Linked DNA regions of Homo sapiens: region 2 is linked to region 1. Evidence: chromatin loops called from intact Hi-C (ENCODE). Cell type or tissue: HCT116. All regions are shown on one strand. Each heading gives the region's core, and the rest is flanking DNA. Links, peaks and the distances in the headings are about the cores only. Region 1 overlaps SLC44A5 (solute carrier family 44 member 5). Region 2 has its middle 79 kb from the start of LHX8-AS1.

Region 1 (8,396 bases), core at 3,950-6,449:
TGAAAATACTTATGAAAATTTGTCTCAGGAAATGTCTAGAACCTACTAGCTTCCAGTCTTTGGAAGTTTTGGCTAATATGTGGATTTTAAGTTTGGCAGTTGATTTTGAATTTTGACAGTAAGAAATGTTTTCCACCATCTTTATTAATTGCCAACTCCTTGAAAGCCAGGTACATCAGCTTGATTCAGTGTATTGCATGTTGACATGAATCATTTCCTTTCAGAGACACTTGTCTGTGATAACAAAGAACAAGGAAACTTAAATTGTGTTTCTCTTCCTCCCCTAGCTGTTACTATGGGCAACATCACACTTTGTAAAATATTCTTCTTAAATGATGCCCTGAGCCAAATTCTGAATGTGTAGATTTATTTATTTATTTATTCCTATTGTCTTGGCTGCCAGAAAACTGGTGATTTTTACAATGCAAACCATTTGTAAACACTTCATTTTTAGAAACATGGAATCTTTTTATTATTACAAGGTACTGAGATTCATCATCTCAGAGTGGGAAAAAAATAATAGTTGTAGATGCTTATTAATGTGATCCAGGCCAGACTTCTTACCAGTACCTTAAGAGTAATAACAAGATAGATATGTTATATACAGCAGTAATCTCTCCTTATCCATGGGGGTTACATTCCAAGACCCCTGGACATGCCAGAATTCTCTAATAGTACCAAACCCAATTGCTGTCAATTGGAACATGTTTCCGTTTATGTCTTCCATCCACAAATGTAATGCCTTTTCCATCCTAACTAAGCACTTATCATACACTGTGGCCATAACTTTTGCAGTTTGAGATACAACAAAACTAGCTTAAAATTCTTTTTTCTTCTTCACAATTTCACGTATAAAAAATTTGTTTTGCCGGGCATGGTGGCTCACGCCTGTAATCCCAACACTTTGGGAGGCCGAGGCCGGCAGATCACTTGAGATCAGGAGTTCGAGACCAGCCTGACCAACATAGCAAAACCCTGTCTCTACAAATAATACAAAAATTAGCCAGGCATGGTGGCAGGTACCTATAATCCCAGCTACTCTGGAGGCTGAGACAGCAGAACTACTTGAAACTGAGAGGCAGAGGCTGCAGTGAGCTGAGATCACGCCACTGCACTCCAGGCTAGGTGACAGAGTGAGACTTTGCCTCAAACAAACAAACAAAAAACCGAAGATTTGTTCTTATGTAGATCTTAGCAACCTCAGTATAAGTTTATTTCTTATTAACTCGAGAACTTTCACCTTTTCACTTAAAGGAAGCATTTTACAGCTTATCCAAATTGCCAGCAACACTAATCTTGCAATTTGGGGCCATTATTAACTAAAATAAGGGTTACCTGAACACAAGCACTGTGATCTTGCAACAGATAACTGAGAAAGCTACTAAGTGACTAAGGGAAGAGCATCCTAGACAGCAAGGTGATGCTGGATAAAGGGAGGATTCCCTGCCAGGGTGGGATAGAGCTTGACGGTTTGAGGTCTCATTATGCTACTCATAATAGTACACAATTTAAAATTAATGAGTTGTTTATTTCTGGAATTTTGCATTTCATATTTCTGGACCTTGGGTAACTAAAACCACAGAAAGTGAAATTGTAGAAAGCAAAACTGGGTAAGAGGGGACTATTGTATAGAAATAGGATTAAGGACAAAAAAAAGCAAAATGTTCAGCGTCTATCATGTTCCCTCTTTTGCTTTTCATTTTGTATGTGAGGAAGGTCACTGTGAGCGCTAGTAGAAATCTACTAAACCAATGACCCAACCATTCCCAAGACTATAGCTACTATCTGCTGTGAATTGTATATATCTGCGGGAGGCTTAATTTCATGCAAATGTATCCTTGTTTGTCAGCATAATTCTGGTGCTTCCTCCCAACTAGCCAGCAGGTGGGTGGTCAGTGAACATGCCATCAATTTAATATTAGCCTAAGCAAAGCTGAAAGGTAAATTAATGTATTATGAGAGTCAGAATACATTGACATTAGCTTTCAAATACAATCTGAGGAAGACCGCAAGAATTTAGGACAGGGTGCCTTATAGTTAAGTAGAACAAGAGCAAAACTAGGTGTCAAGAAGCTGGGTCCCTATCTCATCCTATTTACCTCAGAGCTTTTGACTTCAGCGAGTTGTTTTATATCCCTGGGCCTCAGGGTGTTCGTCTGTAACATCGGAGTATGGACTACCATTAGAAGTGACTTGAAAGTCTGAAATTCCATTATTATTCTACATTTATCACAGAATTAATATACTTCCTATTCAGCTCCATCCCGGAGGATTTGGCAATTTATATCTTTCTGAAATGAACAGTTACAGAATTTAAATATGACACTTTTTTGAAGGGACATAGAATATCTTCTTAGCCTTTAAAGTATCAAAATACATCTCTCTGGGAGTGGGAGGGATTTAGGAAGTTTCAGTGTTTCCTGGCAGAGGTTGAGGTTTCTTACCTTGCCCAGAATCAGCAAGTAAACTGCACTAATTTGTCTTATATTTGACTTTCTAACACTGATTTTTCTGATTTTTCCCTGTTCGACCCTCCAATTTATAAAAATGTGTATAATTGTTCTGCTGCTTCTGCTTTTGCCTGCTTTGGCTGCTGCATATACAGGTGAAGATCTGGAAAGAAATGATGGATCTACAGAAAAACCCTACTTCGTAACCCCTAACCTGCATGGAATTCTGATCAAGAAGCAACTAGTTCCCCAGAAGCAGAAAGAGTAGAAAAGCTCCAAACAGTGTCACTCATTTTTAAGTAGAAGTTGTGTAAATTAGGTTGATTGTAATTTGGAAATGTTGCTTTTGAGTAATGTGAAATTTCTGTGCTTAATTCTAAGAAGTCAGCACCTGGTACTACCTGAGGTGTCAGGTATTTGATGACATTAGCTGCTGTCTACTTTATAGACAGTGGTCCCAGCTAAAGATCAAAATGTTAATGTCAAACGTTTTTTAAAATCTGTAGCCGAGAGTGTTTTAATAACTTTTATAACTCAGCGTGCTGTTTCCATTGCAGCACTTTAATAGCCTTTCTTTTTATAAGTGTATATTTGTAAAGGATATTCAGGCAATTTTTGAAAACACTATAAATGTGTAATTAATTAGCCATAAAATATTGATTTATAGTTAACCAGCATATGGTACTAAATTTGTAAATATGGTGCTATGGTTATATTTATACTGTTCAAGCTGGTGGACAACTCTCTAAACTGTGATTAAACTTGTATTAATGGTTCCCTAGGAAGTATATTTCAGTGAGTCATGTCCATAACAAACATAGATGTTAATGTTATATAGGTTCTACGGAGAGCATTACTGGGTAAAAAATACTATGGAACCTTCAGAGCCCATTCTGTTTTAGTGAAATCATGTTTATATTGAAGTCGAATCTGAGTTCTGGAGTGTCATTTCCAACAACATGAACCTCTGTCCATGGTGAAAATATTCTGAACAAAACTGAAATTGTTACATAACTCATGCCTTTTGTCTTTAACCCAAATTTCTTATTCCCACTATATAGAAAATCAATATGAATTTGTTTCAGAAGAGTGATTATATCTTTTCATGAGTATACCTGTATTTCTAGATTAAAGAGATTGTGTGGCTTTGTTCTACAGAAGGTTTGATTTTGTCTCACCTTTCAGTGAGGAAAGAGAAAAGAAAGACACTTCAGATTTTACCCTAAGGAAATATACTGTTGGCGCTCCATCATCTAATACCTTTATGAGGGGCATACTGTGGGTTAGGAACTCTCTCTCTGCAGGGCTTAGGAGGAAAGTTGTTGCCACCTGCCACCGCTGGCCGCCTGAGGTTTCTGATAGTCATGTGTAAGTTTTGAATGGCAGAACAAAGCATGAATCAGACACACATCTTGCCTAGCCATCCCCTGTGTGCAAATGTGTATGATGTGGTTAACCATGTAAAAATGCACCCCAAAAGGAGCATTGAATCAATTTGTATTTTCTTGGCTTTTACCTTAAACTTGTATATAAGGATTATTTATATATTGACAGAAAGGAACATGTTGATCTGAATATCACTCATATATCCAAGAAAAGAGTCAGAAATGTATTGTTGTGTTATAGATTGATCTAAATACGTATTAATTATCTTCAAGTGTAGACACCTAGATTTAAACTGACTCTGTGGCAGATTAATTAATAGCAATAAGCCAATGAATAGGGAAGATTTTTAATATATAATGACTACCAGCTTGTTCTTGGCTTACATTCTTGAGATTATTGTATTCAAAAGTGTCAGTTGGCTTCACATTTTGGCAAAGAGCCTTCTGCATTCTTATTCTCCTTGAAGCATAATGCAGATAATGACAACTTATCTTTCTAGATTAGTCTTTTATTATTCAACAAGACAAAGGCCACAACAAAGGACTAGTAGAATAGTGACCTCTACCTGAGAATTTGTTATAACTATAGATGTTTGTGCTCTGCCCAAGAGATTCTGATATACTGTGATTTGATGTGAGCCACGATGTGAATTATTATAAAGTTCTCTAGTTGATTCTGATACACATAAAAGTTGAAAAATTGGCCATGTGTGGTGTCTCACGCCTGTAATCCCAGCACTTTGGGAGTCCAAGATGGACAGATCACTGGAGCCTAGGAGTTCCAGACCAGTCTAGGCAACATGGTGAAACCCCATCTATCTTTATAAAAAATATAAAAGTTAGCCAAGTGTGGTGGTGCACACCTGTAGTCTCAGCTACTTGGGAGGCTGAAATGTGAGGGTCACTTGAGCCCAAGAGATCGAGGCTGCAGTGAGCCATGATCACACCACTGCACTCCAGCCTGGGTGACAGAGCAAAACCCTGTTTAAAAAAAAAAAGTTGAAAAAATCACTTGAATAAAATAAAAATCAACACATAAACAAGTTGCCAATTTATATTATGAGCTAACATCTAGTCAGAAAAATATTCTCCATTTACTACTTATTTGTGTAATTGAAATATGTAGAATAAAAATGAGCATTGTTTTTGAGAAGATATTTAGAAGCCATTTTCTTACAAAGCAATTAAACTAAAAACTGTGAAAAACCAGGGCAATGTTCCTCAAAATTTGCAGTTGATGTGTTTGAAATCTGAAATTTCACAATTTTTATTTTTCAAGGCTATACTATTTAAATTATTGATGGCAAAACAGAATCAATTTTAAGCAAATATAGTAATTTAGAAAGTAAATTGAAAAAAAGAAGGTGAAAGTTATTTTCTCAATCATGCAACTGAGAGACACGCAATATTGGCAGAATCTGACCTGTTACACAGAATGAAATAATATCTTGCTGACATAATCACAAGGGCTTATTGTTTTCGCATAACTATGTTTACAATAATGTTGATGCCAAACTATGCTGTTTAAAAAACAACAACAAAAAAAAAACAACAAAAGGATTTTGAACTGCTGTAAAGCGAGTATACAGCAGATGGCGGTGTTACTTCTCTTACAGTTCTGCTTTGATATTTACTCTGTACCATTCTTCCTCCTAGTGGAAGATTTAGAAAGAAATGATGGTTCTACTGCAAGACCTTATTATGTGAGTCAACCTTTGCTGAAGATTTTCCAGGAGGAAAATCCACAAACTAGGAAGCAGTAGAAGAGCAAACTGGTCGTCCTACAGCTGTGTGTTACCTTTTCTCCATCTGCTGTGTCTGTGCAACATTTGTTTCATAAGTGCTTTGTGTTTAGCAACACTGTATTCACGACCTTGTTGGCTTGCATTTGCATGTTTTATACCAAAGCTTATACTGTACTATGTGAAGCCATCAGAAGTCGCAAGGGAATTGTTAATAACATAAAACATTTTTATACTAAGATCATTTGTTTTGTAATTCGTTTTTAAAGAGTGGCTTGGATGTTTTGAAAATACTACTGAATATGTTAATATTCTTTTAAATCTTAGATTGAAAAATGATACATTACTTAAATTGATAGCTCCTAATATATTTTTAAAATTACAACTAAAAGAAGACTTCTTCTGCAGGGAAAATTGGTCAGCAAAGTGAAATTAAAAATTTTAAAGTTTTTCCCACTCTCGTTGGACAGTAAATCAGTGAAAGGACTGCCCCAGTTGAGAGTTTGCTCTCTTTAAGTATAGAATGTTTCCTCTTAAACAAATTGCCAATCATCCAGCCTTTACTACTTAGCCCTCTGACAAAGTGCCTTACTGGCTATTTAATATTACCCAGCTTTTATGGGCAAGTTTACAAACATTGTTTTTTAAAAAATTAAAACCTGCAATGTTTCGTGATTAAAACAAGTCTTATTGCATTTGTTTCACTCTTAGCTCACTGATTGGAAAACATTTGTCATTTTGCTCTGTTTGATATCCTCACTATTATGGAATACATTGTGCAGCTAAACAATTTCCCTTGCGCCTAGTGGACATTCATGAATGTGTACTACACGCAAGAAGAAACAAACCCCGAAAGAACACTTGTTGGATTTCTTTGTTTTTTTTTTTACTAAAAGAGAAGTTTTAAAATGAAATGTTTTCTATAGTAGATCTTTGAAAATACAATAGGTATAATACTGCATTTCTCAGTGTTTTACAAAGATCAGAAAGAGAAACTTCTAGGAATTGCAAAGGGAAACTTTACTCCTCGAAAGGGTGCTCACAGATGTCATGTACTGAATAGCTCCCTTTTAAATGATCATTTATTTTCATCAAAGCCTGTTCTATATATGCCACTTCATTTTCTAACTTTTGGTATGAAAAAATCAGTTTACTTACAGTATGTTAATTGTATTGTACTACTATAAACAGGAACATAATTTCCAATTCAGTTTTAAATAATTTTACCAGTACTACTAACTTTTAAGGAAATTAATTCAGTTGGTTACTCAGTGTTTGTTACAGAAAGAGTCCAGAAAAGTATTCACCCTAAGAGAATGTCAATCATATAATGATAATTTGTGAAAGCTTTGAGAATCAATCATCAGTAAGTTACTATCAGTTTATAAAATATTATCACATTTGTTTAAATGTGACTTTAGATACTTTTATGCCAAAAATAAACTCACATGAGCACATGACAGTCTGAGCTCTATAATCAGTGTGCTTCTGCTGTGCAGAAATGTTAGAAACGTATTGTCTAAATATCTTTGATAATTAAAATGTTTAATATTTAATGAAATTTGTTGTTACTTGTTTTAAATCTTTTTTCTTTTAATAAAGATTTAAATAAGAAATAACTGCCTGTCTTTTGGTTTCTTTAATCTAGAAAAAGAGAAAAGCTTTTGTTTTCAAAACCCACTATACTATGACAGTATCTTCTCTATACCAAATATCTAGGTGGGTTTTTTATTTTAAACTAGATTTATATTTTTAAAATTTTCCACTTTTCTCCAGCTGTGCATTGACAAATCAAATAAGTGAAACCGATAATTTATACAAAGGAAATAAGTCAAAGCTAAATGGATGAGATACTTTAAAAAAAAAATCAAACAGCCTAAATTAGTCAGTTTTTCTTTGTTTTTATTTGCCAAAGGTTTGCTCAGTCCTTCATTTCATTTTGTCAAAATTTATAGGAGAAAAACGTTATTATTTTCAAGGCGGGTGTAAATTTAGAGGCCCTAAAGAATATGAACACCAATTAACAGTTTCCTAAAGCAAGATTAAACATACCTATCACTGATTTATCTTAAGCTAAATTTTAAAACAAATATATTGATGTCTTTTCTTAGGTTGAATTATATATTAAATCTTCAAAATTAATTATTCTTTAAAATTTAATGGGTTTATTTTCTTTCTTTCTTTTTTTTTTCTTTTTTGAGATAGAGTCTTGCTCTGTCTCCCAGACTGGATTGCAGTGGCACCATCTCCTCTCACTGCAACCTCCGCCTCCCGGGTTCAAGCAATTCTCCTGCCTCAGCCTCTCATGTATCTGGGACTACAGGCACCCACCACCATGCTGAGCTAATTTTTGTATTTAGTAGAGATGAGGTTTTACCATATTAGCAAGGCTGGTCTTGAACTCCTGACCTCAGGTGATCCGCCCGACTTGGCCTCCCAAAGTGCTGGGATTACAGGCGTGAGCCACTGCGCCCAGCCCTAGAATTTAATGGGTTTCTTTCAATGAAAACATTAAACAATGATCTTGCAGTTTTCAGTGTTCTTTTAAAATAAGAACACAATAAGATAATAAAACAATAAGACATGGTATTAATATAGCTAATGATTCTTTTTTATTTGAAATAAAATATAATGTAGTTTCCACAAGAAAGTCAAATTCTGCTTTACGTCTTAATAACTCCTACTTTTCAATGATGAAGCACTTATGTTGGTAAATAAATGATATACCATTGTGCAATGATTAATTTGTTTTTTCTATGTCCCTAAAGAGCTTAAAAAGAGTTAGTGTGTCTGTATAGTAAAATCACACTATGAAAGGT
Region 2 (8,396 bases), core at 3,290-5,789, 150 kb after region 1:
AGCATGTACCCATCCTGGATCTGTAAAGGTAATCACAACCAAGTGTGATACATATTACCTCCAAATCCAAGGATATGCCCAAGAGTTTCAGTGTGAAAGTGTAAAGTTCAAAAACTTGTCTTATACATTAGAAAGAATATTCCTAGATGCTACAGAAACTTCACTAATGTGGCAAGTCTCTGAATTTTCATAGGGTTTATTTTACACTGGCATTCATGTGTCTTCTCAAGATGTCTGTAGTACTCTATTTCTTGCTGACTGGGTCCAAATGACATTATGTCTTAAATGTAATGGACCACTGGGATGGTCTATAGATAGGTGATTTGGTTCTCTTTTGACTATATTATGGTAGGTAGCAGGTGAGTTTACATCCCAGAAGTGTACAGTTAAGGGGTACTGTTACGAACACCAATTGAAGGTAAACTGATTCCAATAGTTTTTAGCAATTGGAATTGAGAAAATAGCATTTGTGAGATCGGTAGCTGCACAAGAAGGGTGGAGGGCTATACCTAGTAAAGGTAATACTATTGGAATAGCGATTACAATGGGTTTCACCACCTATTTAAGTTTTCAGTAATTCAAAGGCACCAGGCAAAAGGTGAGTCAAATGGGCATATAATAAAAACATCACTTCTGCATCTTTCAAAACTTCACTGGTGGCATTAATCCCTGCAAATCATCTCCATGGGGATACAATGTTGCTTTCAATTTGCTATTTTGGGAAGTGGGATAGGAACAGTTCCAGGGGCTTCCAATAGGCTTGCCCTATCACATTAATCTTTCCTCCAGGGTCAGGGATCTAAAATACAGATTCTTTGAGTTGCTTGGTATATCTATTGTAATTACACGTTTTGTGAACCAAGGAAATAGTCACAAGACATATCTGTGGGCCCACTGAATTCACTGCAGGACATACTTGGGGCAAGACTCTATTCACCATCTAATTTAAGTCCCTGCTCTGACAATATACCACCTTGACATTGAGTATTCAGAGGTTATCAATTTAGAGCAACTATAAAACCCTCATAAAGCCAGAATAATTATTTTTACCTAATGCATAATCATTTTAGTATATGGTCACAAATCTCTCTGGGGAAGTCTCATAAGAGATTTATAGTAAATACCTATGGCCATGTTGCAGGGTTCTTTCTCAATGTCCTACCCCATAAAATAGGGATTCCAGGTCTGTGAACTGGTGTCTTGGAATTGGGTAAATGGCCACAAATATTTATTGCAGAGACTTGATTTGGATTTCTAATCGCCAACACAGCATTTTCTACATGTCATACAGAACCTTAAAAAGGTTTCATTTATTCAACTAACAAGTTGAATATGTTTATACTTACTGTGATTATTGATACATTTCATTTAATTTCTGCTATCTTATTTTGTAATTGTCACTTCACCATAATTTTTCCTTGCTTGTTTTATTTTTCCATTTTCCTTCTTCCCCTTATTTTTTCTGTTAATTTGAAAATTATACATTTATATCTATTCTTGCAGCGATTACTTAAATGTTTTTAACATCCTTGCTTAAAAAGTCTTAAGATAATATTTTTATCCTCTTCTTAGCTATTTTTAACATGCATCCCTCCTACTTTCCTTACATGTTGTTGCCTAATAGTTGAGTTCCATCTTAATTTTGACCTCCAAAATGAATGTTCCTTTTTTTTTTTCTTTTTTGGTTATAGTCTTTGTTTTTATATGGTTAAAGCTTCTTTAGATTTGCCCACATGTTTACTAGTACTTTAACATTATGGTTTTTGTTAATTCAGTCCCTCTAAGCTTATAGTCTTTCCCCTAACATACATCCTTGAGTGATTCTTTCAGTGAGGCTCTGTTAAATCTCTTAATATTTTTTTCTAAAATATCTTTATTTTATTCTACTAAAGTGATTTAAAAAAATCTAGGTGATGAATTCTAGATTGAAAGTTATCTTTATTCTGCACTTTGTTGTTACTATTTCATTGTCTCCTGACATATTGCTGCTGTTGAGAGGGCTATCAACAGTAAATATTTCCCCTGTATATAATGTTTTTCTACTTTTTAAGATATTATGTTTCTATTTGATTTTTTTGATTTATTACAGTATGTGTGTCTTTTTTATTTATTTATATCATACTCAAGACATCTTGAATTTCATGAGTCTGAGGATATATGTATTTCATTAATACCAGAAAATTCTCCACTATCATATCTTTTAATGTTACCTTCTCGCTACTATTTTCCTCTTCTGGAATTTTGATTAGGATTACTTTGAACCTTCTCACTCCATCCTTCATATCTCTTAAATGCTCTTTGATGTTTTTCAATTTTTAAAAATCTCTGATGCATTATGGATAATTTTCTCAGACCTATCTTCAATTTCATGAATTCTCTCTTTAGCTATAGCTAATTAAGTTTGAAAAATTTAATTGACATTTTTCATGTCTTAAAGTTCTGTTTGCCTCTTTTTCTAACATCTATTTTCATAGTTTTTTAGTTTTAGGATTTTCATCCTTTCTTTCATGTTACTTAAAGATGTTTGTTTTGTCATCTGTTTCAGAATCTTGTTCTATTCTTATGGTTTTAATTATACCTTTTTGGTATCTCTTGATTCTTGCCTATTATGGACTGTTTCCTTGTGATTTTATATTTATTTAATCATGAGCTAGTCTTTAGTGGCTTTAAAATTTTTTTTTAGGGTATCCCATAATGTTTTTGTTTTGGGTGTGCCTCCAGATTGGTTTAGTACTTGCTTCTCCCAGGTGCCTACATGTCGAGACCCACAAATGTTCCCATGGTTTCTGCATATATTTTAGCAAAATGTTGCAGGTTTTGTGTATGTTAATAATTTCTTCCTAGGTCCTGGTATGTTCTTGATCCCTGGGGCATACTGACATTTAACTCTGTTTATGGATATAGTGGCAATGGAAACTGGTTGTGGTGGGTCTTAAGGAAAATAAACGTTCTCTTTCAAGATATGTTCACCAGGTGACATTATCACAGGATTTTGAAGCAAAGGAAGGCTATATTTTTAGATACTAGAGGGCAAGCTACTTCCACTGGTAAGGGAGGACCAGAGTTGTGTGTATTAATAGTGGAGTTTTCAAGACTGTCAGTTTCATCTGGGTCCAACTGGGTATCTTATCCCAAGTTTCTGAATTCCATTCTTTCTTAATCAGTACTGTCATGTAAGAAACTTGGCAAGACTGTCAGTTCAACTATTATAACTCAGAAACTCACACAATTATATTTTGTGTTTTATTTTCAACAATATCCGCCACATGGCTACAGAAATTAGAGATTCTTTTAGGGCTATCATGAAAGCTTTATGGCTCTTAGGCCGTGACTTGAACTGAGAGTTAAAGGATTTGAGCTTGCCGGTATTAAAAAATAGGCATTCAAGTCACACTTAAAAGCTTCTATCCCACGTCACAGTCCTTAATATTATCATTATTGCTATAATGTTCAAGTGCAGGAGCCACTTGGATTTCAAAGCATTTGCTTCAGTTGGTTTTTCATTACAATAAGCGACAAGTGATAGCTTGATTAATTTTGATGCCACTGCATGTCAGAATTAATAGCATCCTATTTCCTTTTGGCAAGGAGCTCAGCACTATGCTGAAGCCCAAGTGCATGACCAAACCAATTCTAAAATCCCAACTTTGTCAGTTTATCTCCTGGATCAGTTGTGATTTTAATTTTATATCAGGCAAAGTCCAATCAGGAGACTGAAATCACATGATAATTTGAACAGGACAATTTTAATATAAAGAGTTATTAGCTATAACTGGGGATTGGAGTAATGAGGAATTGGCTAGAATGGGACAAAGAGATCTCTAAACAGTACTGGAATAGCAGGCATAGAGAGCAGCCACTACCCCTGTGGCTGAGAAAGAGCATCCAAGGAAAAGCCCCTCTATGCCTCTGGGCTGAGATCCAGATCTTGTTGGACAGGGTGCAGTTTACCGAATGGTGGAGGAATTTGCTGAGGTGTTGTGCTGGCAGGACTTGCTGATAATATAGTTTCTGGGTGCTTGAGAAAGCTGTCCGTGGAGCGGTGGTGTGACTCAGAACCTGCTGCAAAGCTTCCCAAAGGATGCTATAGGAAGGCTTCCAACGGGAGGTGCCATACTTCATTGCAAAGCCAAACATTGCTGGCCACCAGGCACTGCTGACCCTCAATTGCTTAAGGAGCTGGGCACTGAAGAAGTTACCTTAGAGGGCAATGAGGGAAGCCATTCACAACGATGTGATGTATGCTACTGGCCTTTGGATGCTACAGAAGTTGCTCATAGTGCAGAAGCCTTCTAAGAGGAGTATACCGGAACTAGATTCATAAACTCTTTCCTTCTTCAGTATCCCTCCAGTGACCTCTGCTGACAAAGTTTAGCACTGTGCTAGCTGGCAAAAGAAATATTTACAGGTTTCTGCTTCATTATTGCAGAGCAGGTAATGAAGAATGGATTTGGAGCTTAGAGGCAATAAATTAATAATTGGAGTATCAACCATTACATATTTATTTCTACTAATTCTGTATTCAGGAAGTAGCCTAAGTTAGAAATTTTGTGGGTATCTTGTTTTACATCTACATATTAATTGCAATAAATACCATTTTAATATGATTTTTATTAATGACCCAGAAACATATCAATCAAATTTATGTATGACTGAAAGCTTGGAGAGCTGGCTAACAGTCCCACAGTGGATGATAAGCACACAGAGGACATTACAATAAACATTTTTTAGATAAATGATTAAGTGAATGGATAACTATATTATTATTTAACATGATCTTAAAAGACTGAGGCCAACTTTTGACATTTGAATAAGTAATAAGATGGAGGGAGGGATGTAGGAAGTTTATATGGCATATCAATTCTTTGAAAAGACAGAACAGTTTCAGGTGACTATCAGCTTAAAATCAGCTAAGTGAAAGGGAAAAAAAGCTGGTTCTAGGTCAAGAGGTCAAGTGAGTTTAACCTTCAGAAGTTCCTCTAGCAAAATGGTAGTGTCTATCTAGAACTATCTTTTGAGGGGCATTATTAGTTTGCTTCAGGTCTCAGTGGAACATAATTTAGTGATTGATTTGTGATGTCTCCTATGAGTGTGGAAGGGAGCTGCTTTACGGGGGCTAATGGCTTCAACCTTACCCACTGTTTAAGTCAACTCCTGGAATATTGTGTTCTATGCTGGATATCACCTTTATGGATTATGTTGAAGTGACTGTTTTTACTGTTTTTAGAATTTGATGAAAGTTATGTACCTTCTCCCAGAAAGATGCACTTGTGCATACATACGTAAATTTTGCATGCAGTTGCAACGGGGTTATGGAATCTAGATTAGGAGTTCTTGGGTTGAATGACATGAGAAAATATACCTGAAATAATAATAACAGGAGCTTCATTTATTGAGCAGTTCTATATGCTAGTGCTCTGCTAGGTAATTTTATATATAATATCTCCTTTGAAATGCCACAACAACTTTGCAAAATGGCTAGTATCACTTCCATTTTGCTATTAAAGTAACTGACGGTGAGAGTCCACAATTTGCTCAAAGTCACGTAGTGGCACATTTGCACTTTCAATCCAGATACCTTCATACAGAACTTATTTTTTCAATTTTCTACAAAGGAATCTGTCTTGTATATAATGTTTAATAAATGTCTGAATGGTAAATAAATGAAAGGCTGGCGTGTGGAAGATGTCTTATTTTGTATTGCTCTGGAAGGAGAAATAAAATGCATTGGTAGAATTCATATAGAATGATATTTTATATATCTATATATGTGTGTGTGTATATATATGTATATATTTAAAACCCTACATTACTAGTTCTTTTGCATTTACCTAACAGTTTTTATCTTTTAAATATCTTGCTTTCACAGATAATCTCACATGACTTTCACCCTTACTCTATGAGGGATATAAGACAGATATAATTACCACTGTTCTATAGATAATGAAGCTCAAACAAAAGGAGGTTGTGATTTGCTCAAGGTCAAGACAGCAAGTTATGATTAGAGCTCCAGGTCTCCTTTTAGATAGCTTATGCAATGCTCCTTCAACCATAGTATTTTCTGCTTCACAGAATGTCTTACTGTGAAGTGAGACATAAGACAATCAAAGATGCATGACTGATATATTTAAGACTGCCTATAGTCTACTTTAGCTGGACAAGTAAATGAAAACATCCATTTAGAAATTCTAAATAAAACAAGTACTATATTAATAATTTGGATTTAGTTCTGCCTGATGCTGAAAAGGAGTTCAGAGATGTACAATTGAACATTCTGACTCTTGGAATTGAAGAACATGATTTTTGAATGTGGGGAAAATTTTCACACCAGGGCCCAGTTGTAAAAAAGAGCTCCAAAGGAGGTTATCTTTGCTTTTTTCTCTCCCTTCCACTACTGTTTCTTCCAAGATTAGCAAAAATTCCTTATTCTTCTTCCTTGTGTTTATCAAGCGCAGGGATTTTCAAGCCACCTTAGCTATGAACTAATTGTACTGCTCATATTAATTATGCTAAGTGTTTTATGTAGAATTTTACAATTTAGAGTAATTTTACATACGTCTATTGATTTGCATGCCACCGCATTTGGTAGACAGACCAGACCTTATTAATTCTTATTTTAGGAATGAAGAAATTAAGGTCCAGAGAGGTTGAAAGATTTCATCTAGTGGTAGAGGAATGATTTCCTCTATGTGGTAGATCCAGGTTTTAAACCCATCAGGTTTTCTGCCTCTCACTAGTAGAAAAAGGTTGAAAATTCAACAGAGTTGAAAGAAGAGATTCCAATAGGTATAAACTGGAAAATAGATGCTAATGTGATTGTTGTATTGTCAGAAGCACTGAAAGCTTTCAGGACAACTTGGATGTATTTTTAAGCTACCTTCAATCTTGCTTTTTAGTGCAGTCTTACTTACTTATTCTGATATAGAGCAATCTGGTTTTCTTTACTTGTGTTCAGAACTTATCTTAGGACAAATAAAGGGGATGAATTGTTCTTACAACAGTTCCAGGTTTTTGGATGGATCCAGAAATTGTTTTCTGAATCTGTCAAGTGCACCCAATGATTGAGATTTTGGCTGAAAGTGCTTTGACAGTTAACTCAAGTGAAACCCTCTGTTCCCTTTCCTCTGCCTGCTTGTGACAAGTCAGACCCCAGCTTACATAGATATGAGTGTTTGTTAAAGCGGGCCAAGAATGGAAACAAAAGGTGGCATTTCTTCAAACTGTTAGAGGCAAACCACACCCTATCCACCTTTTACCTTTCCCCACCCAGCTTTATTGAGGCATGATTGACAAATAAAAATTGTATATATTCATAGTATGCAACATGTTTTGATATATGTAGCTATTGTGAATTGATTATCATAATGAAGCTGATTAACATATTCACCCCTTCACATAGTTCTTGCCTTTTGTATGTGGTGAAAACATTTAAGATACACTCTCTTAGCAAATTTCAAGTATACAAAACAGTATTATTAACTAGAGTCACCATACTGTACATTAGATCTCCAGAACTTATTTATCTTGATTAACTGAAACGTTGTGCCATTTCAGCATCTCCCCAGCCCTTTCATCTCCCAGCCTCTGGCAAGTACCATTCTATTCTCTGTATCTATGAATTTGACTTTTTTAGATTACACATAAAAGTGAGATAATGCAGTATTTGTCTTTCTGTGCCTGGCCTACATCCCTTAGCATATTATTCTCTAGATTCATCTATGTTGTTACAGATGACAGGATTTTCTTCTTTTTTAAGGCAGAATAATATACCATTGTATATATACACTGCATTTTTTTAATCCATTCATCTGTTGGACACTTAGGTTGATTCTGTATCTTGGCTATTGTGAATAATGCTGCAATGAACATGAGAGGGCACATATCTCTTAGAGATATTAATTTTATTTCATTTGGATATATATCCAGAAGTAGGATTAGTGGACCATATAGTAGTTCTATTTTTAATTTGTTTAGGAACATCCATGCTGTTTTCGATAATGGCCGTACTAATTTATATGCCCACCAATAGTATATAAGGGTTCTCTTTTCTCCACATCTTGGCTAACACTTATCTTCTGCTTTTTTATTATTTTATTTTTTAATTTAAGATTGTTATGGGTACATGGTAGGTGTATATATTTATGAGGTACATGAGATTTTCTCATGTAGGCATGCAATGTGAAATAAGCACATCATGAAGAATGGGGTACCCATCTTTTCAAGCATTTATCCATTGATTTGCAAACAATCCAATTACTCTTTCAGTTATTTAAAAATGTAAAGTTATTATTGACTATAGTCACCCTGTTGTGCTATCAAATAGTAGGTCTTATTCATTCTTTCTATTTTTTCGGTATCCATTAGCCATCAATACCTACCCCCATAGCTCCCCACTA

The links. Hi-C counts contacts between places; a loop is a spot of excess contacts. Peaks named below come from ENCODE experiments on the same cell type or tissue, not always from the same donor. Only the 100,000 strongest peaks of a DNase experiment are listed, where the experiment ranks them.
Region 2: a loop joins it to region 1, with 14 times the contacts of the local background. A loop is called at or near these places in 8 of 110 quality-filtered maps.

What each region holds. Positions count from the first base shown.
Region 1 is chr1:75,200,929-75,209,324 of GRCh38, reverse strand. SLC44A5 (solute carrier family 44 member 5) reads left to right here. Exons shown (of 24, transcript NM_001130058.2): 24 at 5,492-7,196. The coding sequence ends at 5,598. Among named protein-coding and RNA genes, the nearest start is that of LHX8, 71 kb to the right of the region's middle. In HCT116, for the core only: a CTCF peak has its summit at 5,444 (motif pointing right); a DNase peak (open chromatin) is centred at 5,464.
Region 2 is chr1:75,049,362-75,057,757 of GRCh38, reverse strand. No RefSeq gene overlaps it. Among named protein-coding and RNA genes, the nearest start is that of LHX8-AS1, 79 kb to the left of the region's middle. In HCT116, for the core only: a CTCF peak has its summit at 4,368 (motif pointing left); a DNase peak (open chromatin) is centred at 4,346; H3K27me3 peaks cover 488 bases.